Regions from separate parts of the Homo sapiens genome. Here region 1 is linked to region 2. Evidence: chromatin loops called from intact Hi-C (ENCODE). Cell type or tissue: heart left ventricle. All regions are shown on one strand. Links, peaks and the distances in the headings refer to the core of each region. The heading gives the core; the rest is flanking DNA. Region 1 overlaps PLD1 (phospholipase D1). Region 2 overlaps PLD1 (phospholipase D1).

What was found. Peaks named below come from ENCODE experiments on the same cell type or tissue, not always from the same donor. Only the 100,000 strongest peaks of a DNase experiment are listed, where the experiment ranks them.
Region 1: it touches region 2 in a loop (2.9-fold over the local background); 38 of 110 quality-filtered maps call a loop at or near these places.

Annotation. Positions count from the first base shown.
Region 1 is chr3:171,768,917-171,775,566 of GRCh38, forward strand. All of the region lies in intron 1 of PLD1 (phospholipase D1), which reads right to left. Among named protein-coding and RNA genes, the nearest start is that of PLD1, 38 kb to the right of the region's middle. In heart left ventricle, for the core only: a CTCF peak has its summit at 3,746 (motif pointing left); no DNase peak of the experiment used is centred there; H3K4me3 peaks cover 576 bases; H3K27ac peaks cover 907 bases.
Region 2 is chr3:171,700,752-171,707,401 of GRCh38, forward strand. All of the region lies in intron 11 of PLD1 (phospholipase D1), which reads right to left. Among named protein-coding and RNA genes, the nearest start is that of PLD1, 110 kb to the right of the region's middle. In heart left ventricle, for the core only: a CTCF peak has its summit at 3,448 (motif pointing right); no DNase peak of the experiment used is centred there.

The sequences.
Region 1 (6,650 bases), core at 2,341-4,840, 68 kb after region 2:
ATTAGCCAAAAGACCCAGATATAACAAAATTAAGCCAGTCCAGCAGAATGAGAGCAAGAATGCAATGTGTGTTCCAAACCTAGAATCAGGAATAATCTAAGGTTTGCTTAGACACTTTACCCCAAATTTACAGATTTTGAACTCTCTACTGTACAGTCCTTTTTTTTCTCCCACGTTTGGAGGAAACATTTTAACGTGTATATTCTCTGGGAAAACCCTAAAATCTGGTTTTTAGGGAGTTTCCCTCTTATCTAATCCTTTGCCACATTATTTTTGTTTCGAATCTGTGGTCTTTGCTTTGTTACCATCTCTAGATGAAAAGCTATGAAGCACTTGGGAACACAGAAACTGAGATCCACAAGATACAAATGAGTTTCATGTAAGCTTTTAAAGACCTTTATCTGTACCCATCAAGCACAAACAAGTAATCAACGACTAAAATGTCTTAATATTTCTCTCTAAAATCATCAGGCAGCTACAATCAGGTGGACAAGTCGTTCCTTAAAATTTAATATCATTTAATAATTAATAATTGCACAATAGCATATATGCGTAGTAATAGCATATATATGGCATGTATATAAAACATAGCAAAGTCATAGCAATCTTTGCACTTTTGGGAAAGCTAAAATGATGTAATAAACTTACTGTTAAAGAAAATATCTACAGAGGCAGGGGCAATAACACAGCTGTACAATTGTGCCTTAGGGGGTATAAAATACAGTCCACTTTGTAATCCCGAAATGGCATGCAGCCATAACATTGTAACTTCAACTTAGCACTGATGGGGAAAGGGATCCTTAAAGTTTAGCATATCACCTCAGAGATCTTTTTTAAGTACCTATTTCTGTCTCCCTTCCCCCTCAATTTTTTTTAAGCAGAGAAGAACATGAAAGAACAGACCCTTTCTAATACACTGTATTTCGCAGTGGGGAAAAAAGGAGAATAAAATGGCAATAACAGAAGCATATTAGCATATTTAAAACACTAGTACATTACCCTGAACTAAAGCATCCTTAAAGTAACATGAAAGCAAGAGAAACTATATTTCATAAAGTGTTGCAAACTTTAAAACACCAAATTGAACTACTCCTATAGAACAATTTCATGCCAGATTGCTTTGGTGGCAAATTAATAAAGGCAGAATTGCTCTTTAGATCTTTAAATTAACGAGATTAAGGAAGACAATGTCTTTCTCTGTGCTTAATTATATTGACTTAATTTCTTAATTACTATTAACTATACTTTTATGTTTTACAAGTCACACTCCATTTTTACAGCTGTTCTTTAATCCTCGGGTAATCTCGTATTCTGAAGAATCACTTGAGAATAAAAACAGCAAAACTGAAGACAAAATTCAATTGGGCTTAATCCACCTGTACATTCTGCCTGAATCAATTCTTATGCCAGTATTTTGAGGCATTCCAGAAAAGTGCCAGACTTTTCAAAGAGAAAAATTAAAATGATATTCTGGTTCACTGAAACTCCAAGGAGTAGGCCTGAAGAAAAACCGTGCATCAGACAAGCACGCACCAGTGGGGTGAGGGAGGACAACCCCAACTGGGGCCCAACACTCCACTACTTAACGTTTCAAAAAATAAAATCAACTGTGTATAAAATCATATTTATACCTAGAAGGTCTAGTGCGACGACACAAAGAAAGCAATTATAAGAAAGGAACTAGGCTAGGCAAGGTGGCTCACGCCTGTAATCCCAGCACTTTGGGAGGACAAGGCAGGCAAATCGCTTGAGCCCTGGGGTTGGAGACCAGCCTGGGCAACATGGCAAAACCTGGTCTCTATAAAAAAGTATAAAAAAAAAAATTAGCTGGGTGCGGTGGCATGCACCTGTAATCCCAGCTATTCAGGAGGTTGAGGTGGGAGGATCGCTTGAGCCCAAGAGGTTGAGACTACAGTGAGCCATGATCATTCAACTGCACTCCAGCCTTGGTGACAGAGCAAAACCCTATCTCAAAAAAAAAAAAAAAAAAAAAAAGGGGGCGGGGGCAGGGCTGATATTTACTAACAAGACCTCTGGACTGCAAATCCAACACAGATACTAATATGTCATTTCCACTTGGCTTCCAGTTGTATTTAATATGGTCAAAAAATGCATATATTATAAGGAGAAACATAACCCCCTAAACCTCTGCAGGATAAACGAACTCACATTATTTTCTAAAAGAACGCAGCAACCCAGTCTGTCCTATCATCACACCGTGAGCTCAGAAAGAAAATCTGACACACGCAGCAGAAAGTGCAAAATGTTATTTACTAACCTGGTGCCCCTGTGAAAGCAGTTGCTCCATATCACCTTAAAGAAAGAATCCTTACTATGAAACCAATCTCCAAGGCAGCTGATAGCCAAGAGGTGGCAAAATCGACTACCCTGAGAATCCAAATAAACGGGCAAAGCCTTCCTGTTCCCAAGCCCAGTTTTGGCTGACTCCCTCAAGGCAACTTAAGTCATAGCCAAGCCCACAAAGCACTTTAGCCTATAAGCTTTAGTAATGAACTTGAAACCACTCCCCATATGTTAAAGAGACACCGGACTGCTGTGAGAAATAAAACCCACATACAGAATGAGCTACAGCTTCAGGCTGCACTTTTGTACTTGCTGCCCAAGAAAACCATAACACAAACTTAAACAAAGAGAACTCTCACTCCCTTCTCTCCCCTCAGACACTGCAATAAAGTGAATGATTAATTTTAAGCAAGGGGATACAGTCTGCCCTCCATTAGGGCCATGAAATGACTTTTATATTGTTCAAGTTGTGTGGCAGTTATGGAACAGATAGCACTGTAATTTCACATTGCATAAGAGGGACATATGAAGTTATCATTTCTGAGAATCAAATGTAGATAGTATTACTATTTTCAGATAACATTGAATAAGCTTAAAAACCTCATCAAATCCAACGATTAACATAAGTTCAATAGGAAATTTTGTCAAAGAACCTTCTAACTTCTGATTCTGACTTAGTGTCTATAAATCTTAAAAACATTCTTATAATTCAGTTTCACCACCTACATTTAGAATGGATGTATAAGCTAAGACACGTCTTTTAACATGGATCTTTAAGCTGCCTTTTAAAATGGAACTTAATACCACTCACTAAGATTTCAAAATAAGAAATTTATGTTTCATTCTAGAAAAATGTAGTCAATCAATTCCTTAAAGCAGTTAGATCTTAAAACAGAGTCAGTAATGTTCTAGCATATTGTTAGAACATCAGCTTTTTAACACAATGTGTTCACAGTATACTTATTTTCCCCTAGTTTTCAACTCCAAGAACAGTTTTAATTCTAATGGCTTGTTGCCATGATTTGTATTTTGTTTAAATGAGACTTATTTCAACACAATAACCAAGGTTTTTGAACTTTAATTATTGTTTCTCCTAAACCATAAGATTGGACCAAATATGCAGGCAAAGCTTGATTCACCTGTTGCCAAACTGATTTACATGAATTACTGGTAAAATTCAAGTTACTCAAAACCTGTGAAATATAAGCCATTAGCTCAACAAATTCACCCATGAAAATCCTGGAGACTATTTTAGATCTAATACACACCTTGCCCACCCCTCTACCCACTCCCAGGTCAGGGCTCAAGAGGATCTCATGGGGTCACCATAGAATGAGGGGGCAAGATAATTTCTTTTCTCAGGGAAAAAAGAAAACGAGCCTCAAGACCTGTGGCTGATGACTTTAAAAGGAGCTAGTACCCCACCTGCTGGCAAAACCAAGCGAAAGCTGGATGAGCTGAACAAACCTCAGGGGAAATGTTATTACTTTGATGTTGGAAGAAAAACAGAGAAGGAGCAGCTATGCGAGCACATTAATGTCACATTCAGTATGTCGTTAAATATTATTAAATTTTTCCCCACAATAGTGATATATTTCTAGAGGATATAAAAATGCTCATGCAAAAAAAGTAGATTCAAAACCATCTATTTTACATGGATCTGGTTTGCAAACATATATGATGATTTGCATGCCCAAGGAAATCCTCTGATAAATAATATTGATCTCTCCTCTGCAGAAAGAGCTTCAAAAAATACTCCTGGGAGACCAACACAATCTTTGAAATGGAAGAAATATGAATAAATCCCCAACTCAGCTAGATAAACTACTGGTGGGGCTGTGTCTCCATCAGTCTGTATGTCTGTATTCCCAGAATTTCTCTTATCTTTCAGCAAAAATTTATTTCCTTTTGCCACATATAAATTAATTCTTCTAAAATGAATATCTGATATTAACCTTAATGAAGATGAAGAAAAGTTAAGTGGTGGGCACCAAATTACACTACATTCTTTAATAAAACCCCGCAATAATAAGAGTATAGCAGGATATGACTTTTAAATGAGCCCAAGCTGTACTACTAAAACTAAAATGAGGCCAGGTGCAGTGGCTCATGCCTGTAAGCCCAGCACGTTGGGAGGCCGAGGCGGGTGGATCACGAGTCAGGAGCTCCAGATCAGCCTGACCAACATGGTGAAACCCCATCTAAACCCCGTCTCTACTAAAAATACAAAAATTAGCCGGGCGTGGAGTAGTGCACCTATAATCCCAGCTACTCAGGAGGCTGAGGCAGGAGAATCGCTTGAACCCGGGAGGCGGAGGTTGCAGTGAGCCGACTTCGTGCCATTGCACTCCAGCCTGGGCAACAGAGCGAGACTCCGTCTCAAAAAACAAAACAAAACAAACAAACTAACTAAAATGAATAAGGATAGCTATTATATAAGCTCTTCCGATGAGCCAAGCTTGGTTCTAAAGTGCTTTATAAGTACCAACTCATTTAAACATTACCACTCTATTATTATACCAGTTTGTTTGTTTGTTTGTTTGTTTGAGACGGAGTCTCGCTCTGTCACCCAGGCGGGACTGCAGTGGCGCTGTCTCGGCTCACTGCAACCTCCGCCTCCTGGGTTCACGCCATTCTTCTGCCTCAGCCTCCCGAGTAGCTGGGACTACAGGCGCCCGCCACCGCACCCAGCTAATTTTTTGTACTTTTAGTAGAGACGGGGTTTCACCGTGTTAGCCAGGATGGTCTCGATCTCCTGACCTCATGATCCGCCCGCCTCGGCCTCCCAAAGTGCTGGGATTACAGGCGTGAGCCACCGCGCCCGGCTATTATACCAGTTTTACAGATGATAAAACTGAGGCGTCCAAAGGCTAGTAAGTACACTGCCAAGATCACACAGTTAGAGACAGAGCTGGGATTAGAACCCAGGTCGGTGCTCCTAGCCATGTACTTTAAAAACTCTTTCTTCCTGAGTGCGTACCACTTAAACCCTGCCAGGCCCTGGTCAAATGCAAGGGCGGGGGAGACAGTGGATAAGGCCTGCACTGTGAACAGTCCTCATAAAGGCTTTCCAGAGAAGTGGCCACAGAACTGAGACCTGGAGGTGACATGGAAGGGAAAGGGTCCCCAGGGAGAGGGCACTCACTCAGTCTGCCAAGGCAAAGGGTAAACGGGGTGGGGGACATTGGAGGGACTGCCTGCAGGGACCTTAGTAAGGCTGAGGGACCAGCAGAAGAAAATGCTGTGAGGAAGGCAGAGTCCTCTTATGTCACATCATGGAGCAAAGAGGCATCACCAACGGATGCTAAACCGGAAAGTGTCCAGATATGCATGTTGAAAAGGTAAGTAGGAGGAATGAGGCCTTTTTGGGTGAGTAGGAATTTAGACATTCCAGGTAAAGGCAAGCACAGGCCAGTGCTGTAAGACATACAAGTTTATACTTTCATAAACTGTATCAAGGAGGCTTGTGCCGTAAACCCCGCAGCAGCATGCGCACTGGCTCCCTTGTCAAGCCAGCTCGGGGCTGGAGCCACGTGGTGGTTACTAATGCCATTCACAGAGTTAGGGACAAGGAGGAAGGGCAGGGTGGTGGGAGGAGGGTGGGGAGATGCTCAAGCCAAGGAGTTCACTGAGGGAGGCTGGGTTTGAGGTCCTCTGAGCTGTTCAGGGAGGATATCCAGCAGGCCCCAGGAGATGCAGGCCAGGTGCTACAGTCCTTTGCCTAGACAGCAGAGGTGCACATTTAGGAGTCACTGACACTGAAGGAGCAGCTGCAGCTGGGGGACAGTGGGACACAGAGTTTGTCCCTGGAAAATGTACAGCATGAGAAGAAAGAGTGAAATTTAAGGCAAGGCTAAGGGTGTCAGACAGAATTCAGGCTGTTGATAAAAAATTTTATTTTTATTTTTACTAACTTCTAACTAAAATTATCATTTCCTTCTGTAACTTGTCATCAAAGATATTTTCTTTGACGTCAAAGATATTTTCTTAGACATCAAGGATTTTTCATATCACATTAGTTATTGCAATATCTCAAAGTATCATTTCCACTCATCACTATTTCAAAATTACAGTAGTTATTAGACCTGCCACTAGATACTGGTAAGTAATGCATTTTAATAAAGGACATGTATTACAATATGACATATTTACTTCTTTGCATATTGATAACTTTATGTCAGTATAATTGGTTTCCTTTGTAATCCTATGCATTTTAATTTTATGTGTTTAATTTTACAGAATAAATATTCTGTAGAGTGGTTCATTAGCTTAATTAGAATGTCAAAGAGGTCCCCATGGCACAAGTAAAAGTAAAGAACATCTGATTTAAAGAGGGAAAGAGCCCA
Region 2 (6,650 bases), core at 2,460-4,959:
AATTTTTCCTAGGCTCTTCTCCTTCAGTAAGGCATAAGGCAGCTAAGGTAAGCTAAGCTTCACAAGGCAGCTAAGAGTACAATAGAGTCATTTTTCCCCTGGGGCTGGGTTCTAAAGTTAGTTTCTGAGTTAAACATGTACATGATGTAACTTCCCTGTAGTTAGAAAAAAGAAGCAGTAGAAAATACTCCTTTCTCCACTGAACTGCTAGACCTGAGGCAGCAGAGGTAGACTATGTCAGGATGAAAGCCTTATGGAATTCTGCACTGGAGTATTGCCCTCCCAGGCAGCCCTCTAAGCATGTGAAATCAACAGTGCTTTAAGGAGCTAAAGAGATTAAAAGAAATCAATTTTATGCTCTATTTCATTCAGTTAAAGAAAATAAAAACCCAGAGATAAAGTTTCTAAAGGAAACGTTATTGGGTAAAATAAATAAGGAAACAGACAAATGGAAGAGTTTGGACAGTGTAAGTCTTGCATATTTAATTGAGAGTAGGAAACAAACTCAAAGGTAATCTATGTCCAAACAAGCAAACAAACAAATAAAGCACAGCAATTGATCAGAAAAGATCAAAGAAGCATTAAAAGGAAATCTGTTTTAAAATAGTAAAATGCATTGCTGTGCACTGCTAGTTCACCAAAAGTGAGAGATAGCCAACAACATATATACAATTGCAATTTTTTGATGTGTACATTAAATATGGGCTCAAAGAGCTTCGGTATGGGGGAGACTTTTAATGTCATACTCTGCAATTAAGTATTTATCATCATTTATTTCATTTAATCCACAAACATGTGTACCCTTGTATGCTAAGCATTCTACAAGATACTTTGAAGAATCTTAAGATAGCTCTTGAGGAGCCCTCAATTTTGAGGATAATGCATAAAAAGAAAAAAAGATTTTGTTATATCATGCTATAAAAGTATAAACCATGGCTGCATGGCAAGAAGAAAGCAGCTATAACTTACCAAGCATTATTATGTAAGAATCTTTACTTACTTGTAAACAAAGTTATTGTTTAATATTACATTTCATTGGATCTAGGACACCAGTGACTGTAGGATGCATCGTTACTGCATGTACCACTAAGAAAGAAAACATCATGACAACTATAACTGTAAGAGCATAAGATGCATCCTGATTGCGGAGATATTAAGACGTACCTCTAAGTAAGTGTACCACTTAGAAGATTTAATGACTTTAAATGCTTACATGAGAAAGACAAAAAATTAAAAATTAATGATCAGACTTTCCTTTCTTAAAAGATAGAAAAAGAAGACATTAAACCCAAAGTAAGAAGATGGGGGAATAATAAATATAAGAGTAGAACTTGATGAAATACAAACCTGAAAAAATACAGAGAAAATTCAATGAAACTAGATGTTGACTCTTTGAAATATCAATAAAATTTGTGAACTTCTAGCAAGGCTAAAAATAAATGACAAAAAAATGATTGAAAGGATGGGCTCACATGTATAAACCCAGCACTTTGGGAGGCTAAAATGGGAGGATTGCATAAGCCCAGGAGTTTGAGACCAGCTTGGGCAACATAGCAAGACCCTGTCTCTACGAAAAAATTTAAAAAATTAGCCAGACATGGTGGCTCATGTCTGTAGTTCCAGCTACTCGGGGGGCTGAGGTAGGAGGATTGCTTGAACCTAGAAGGTTGAAGCTGCAGTGAGCCACGATCATGTCAGTGCACTTCAGCCTGGGCAACAAAGGAAGACCCTGTCTCAAAAAAAAAAAAGGAGTGAAAGACAGGTAATCACTATAGGGCCTAGAGGCATTATAATTATATTAAATGAATAATAACTATTAAAAATAACTGTATGCCAATATTTGTGGTAATTTAAATAAAATAAACATATTCCTTGAATAAAATATTTTCATAATGAAAATAAAAAGAAATTGAAACTGACTTCATAGCTATTGAAAAACTGAATTTGTAATTAAAACTTTCCTACAGGGAAAACTACAGACTTTGCCAACTTTACAGAATTTATTAAACATTTACAGAATTTATTAAATATTTGAATTTTATCAAATATTTAAGAAAGAAATGATGCTAGTACTACCTAAATTCTTTCAGTAAACAAAGGAGGAACACTTACTATCTTATTTAATGAGGTCAGCATTATCCTGATACTAAAACCAAATAAAGACAATGCAAGAAAACTAAAGAACATCCCTTATGATCACAGAAGTAAAAATATTTACCAAAAACACAGCAACTTAGAAAAATAATACTACATCATGATCAAGTGGGATTATCCTAAGATATAAGGTTGGTTTAAAAGTTGGAAATCAATCAGTGCAATTCACCACAGTAACAACAAAAAGGAGAAAAACGTTATTATTCAACAAATGCAGAAGAAATGATGAAATTCAATATCCATTAACAATAAATACTCCCAACAAATTAGAAATAGAAAAAAACTTCCGTAGTGTAATAAAGGGTACCTATAAAAAAATCTATCTCTAACATCACACATAACATAACAAAACTGCATGCTTTCCTCTTAAGATTAGAAACAAGGCATTCTCACCACTTTCATTCAACATTTTACTGGTGATACTAGCCAATGCAACAAGGCAAGAAAATAAAATATAAAGCATACAGATTAGAACAGAAGAAGTAAAACTGTCTTTATTCGTAGATCACATAATCATCTATAGGACAACCCTAAGCAATCTACAAAAAAGCTACCAGCACTAATAAATTAATTTAGCAAGGTCACAAGCTATAAGGTAAATACACAAAAATCAATTGCATTTCTAGTTCTGTATGGAAAATGAATTTTAAAATATAATTTACAATAATATCAAAAAACATAAAGTACTCAGTAAAAAATTTAACAAAATATGTAAAGACCTATACATAGAAAAATACAAAATATTGCTGAGAAAAATTACATAAGAGCTAAATAAGTGGAAGCCTCAATATAGAAAAAGAAGTACCACCTAACCAGTGGTAAGTTTAACATTTTTCTCCCTTTGATTCCTTGACTTGGAGGGAAAACTTGGAAACAGGCATTGGCACAGAGAGAACTTCAAAAATCCTCTAGTTCAGGCTTGGGGAGAAAGCAAAGGATCTCTGGTAGTGACAGGGTTGCAGTGGAAAGCCCAAAGTTACTAAAACCTCTGAGGCAGGGGAAATCTCCTCTCCAATGGAGATGTAAATACACCTGGCTTGGCTCTGGACATGGGTGCCATCAGAGAAAGCACATTGCAGAGCACAGTAAATAAAAACCCATCTTTCTGGCTAGAAGACTAAAAAGGGAAGCCATGGGAAACTAAAAATTGGGGAGAGGAGCTCAGAAAAGCAGCTCCATAAAGTTGTTTCTGATTTCCTGGCTCATTCCCAAGCTGCCTATGCATGGATTTCATCCTAAACATCACTCCAAAGAGGCTGAGAACTGAACTGAGGAATAGACCACCACCGAAGTCCCAGAAGGGCCACTAGGTGGCACACATATGGGGCAGATCTGAATAGCACCACAAAGGCATTAACAACAAAACCGGCATTAAAACAACACTCATAAAAGGCTGGTTGGAACTTTAAGCCTGAACTGAAATTGGTAAATTGCCTGCTAAAACAAAAATACTAACATTCTCCACAGGATTCAAACAAGACTCAAGAGTCTTATAACATAATAATAAAATGTTCTAGAATACATTAAAAGTACCTGGCACACAAAGAACCAGGAAAAAAAAAAAAAAAAAAACCTTATCTTGTACAGAAAAGGGAATCAGCAGATGTCAATACCAAGACGACATGGATATTGAAATTATCTACTTAAGGCTATGTCAGATATTATAAAAATGCTCTAATAAGGGTGAACACTCTTAAAATGAATGAAAAGACAAAAAAGTCTTATAGAAAAAGATATAAAGAAGAACCAAATAAAAATTTTCAAAGTGAAAAACACTATTACCAAAAACACTAGAAAAACAAAAGCAAACAATAAATTCCCCAAACCTCACAGGATAGGCTCAATACCAGAATGGAGATCATAGAGCAGCAGTCCCCAACCTTTTTGGCACCAGAAACCGGATTCATGGAAGACAATTTTTTCCATGGGTGGGAGCTGGGGGTAAGGATAATTTCTGGATGAAACTGTTGCACCTCAGATAGGCCAGCAGGCACCAGTTAGACTCTCATAAGGAGCGGGCAGCCTAGATTCCTCACATGCGTAGTTCACAATAGGGTTCATGTTCCCACGAGAATCTAATGCCACGGCTGATCTGACAGGAGGCGGAGCTCAGGCAGTAATGCTCATGCTCGCTACCTCCCCCGACAAGCTCTGGCTCACCTCCTGTTGCATGGCCTGGTTCCTAACAGGCTGGGGACCAGTTTGGCTTGGAGGTTGGGGACCCTGTCATAGCGGAAAGAGTCAATGAATTTGAAGGCAAATAAATAAGATACTATTTGTGTCACTGAAGACTCAGAAGGAGGAGAGAAAGAGGAAAGTTCAGAAAAAATGTGTAAAGAAATAATGGCTAACAATTTCTTAAATTTAGCAAAAGATATAAAACTACAGATTCAGGAAGCTCAGAGAACCCCAAACAGGATAAACCCAAACATCATAACCAAACTGCTGAAAACTAAAGACAGAAGGAAAATATTGAAACCACTCAGAGGAAAAATAACACATTACTTAGAGGGGAACAATGTCTTCAAGAGATGGAAAATTTCTCAACAGAAATCATGGAGGCCAGAATGAAATGGAACAATCACTTTAACTAGAATGTACAAATACCTCCTACAACTAAATAAGAAGACTAACACAATCTCCCTCTCAAAAAAAAGGGAAAAGATTTGAACAGTTAAACCAATGTCCAAATAGCACATGAAAATTTGCTCAACATGAAACGATGTTGCTGATACAAGCTAAAATCATAATAAAACACTACTGTATACCCTTTGAAATAAAGACTGACAACATCAAGTGCTAGCAATTATGTGGAAGAATTGAAACTCTCATACATTGCTGGTGAAAATGTAAAATGGTACAACTTTGGAAAACACTACATTTAGCTCTTAGTATTGATAAAATGTGGTAAATTAAATCTATCTTCTAAGATAGGTGTCAACAAACTATAGCTCACAAGCCAAATGTTGCCCATAGACTGTTTTAGTATGGCCTGTGAGCTAAGAATGGTTTTTATATTTTTAAAGAGTTGTAAAAAAAATATGCTTCAGAGACCATACATGATTTGAAAAGCCTAAAACAAATTTACTCTCTTGCTCTTTAAAGAAAAAGGTTACTAACCATTTTTGAAAGTCAGTGGCTTTAAAACTTTTAAACTTTTGGACCATAAGCTGCAGAAAGAAATACATTATACACCCAAACCAACACCGGGTCAGTCAGTCTATCTATCTATCTATCTATCTATCTATCTATCTATCTATCTACAACTGATATAAAAGTTTCCAAAATTAGTAGCCCTTATTACCACTTACATTGTACCCTTTCTTTCTTTTCCCTTCCCTTTCCTATCCTATGCCATTCTTTTTTTTTTTAAATGCTGGTCACAACTTACCAAATTATTTTAATACACAATTACTAAAGAGGCTCAACCCATCATTTGAAAAACACTAACAATATTAAAACCAACTTAAAGAATGTTGCATTTAAAACCAACTTAAATACTTTTAAAACATGTATTCTTTTACCTGGAATAGTCTTTGTTTGTGAGTCAGTTAGTAATGCAATGCTGATTTATTTTCTTTATAACCTTTGTCTCCGGCCCAACCTTTGTCTCTTCTGTTTCTCTACCCTTTACAAACACCCTCTTTTAAAAATCTCTGTTCATTGTTTTTCTTTTGTATTCTCCTGTTTTATTAATTCTATTTCTGACACATTTAACATACTGACTCCATACAGAGACTGGTAGATAACCCCACTCTCTCAGATCTACGCATACTAGTGTTTGGTTAAGTTTCTGAATGCTCCTTTTTGCAATATGCTTGTACAACAAGAATTTTCTTTACTTGTTTGAGGGAAGTTACTGTGAAGGTTTTATTTCTAATGATGTGTTGTAATAAAATGGTATCCTAGTGCAGTCGTGAAAAATAAGTAACCCCGATTCATTCTCTTGCTGAAAGTAGAGAGGAAAACATTCAGAGTTCCATCTCTTTATATGTTTAATTGAATCAACCTAAATGACCATCAATGGTAGACTGGATGAAGAAAATGTGGTACATATACACCACAGAATACTATGCAGCCATAAAAAAGAATGAGATCATGTCCTTTGCAGCAACATGGATGGAGCTGGAGGCCATTATCCTTAGAAAACTAACACAGGAACAAAAAACCGAATACTACATGTTCTCACTTATAAGTGGGAGCTAAATGATGAGAACACATGGACACATACAAGGGAACAACACACACTAGGGCCTTTCAGAAGGTAGAGGGAGAGGATCAGGAAAAATAACTAGTGGGTACAAGACTTAATACCTGGGTGATAAAATAATCCATACAACAAATTCCCATGCTACAAGTTTACCTATTTAACAAACCTGCAGTTGTACCCCTGAATTTAAAAGTTAAAAAAATTTTGGTGTTCAGACATAAAGCATGAAAATCTAGGCTCAATAGAAAAATTATTTTTAGTCTCTCTCACATCTTCACCAAACTTT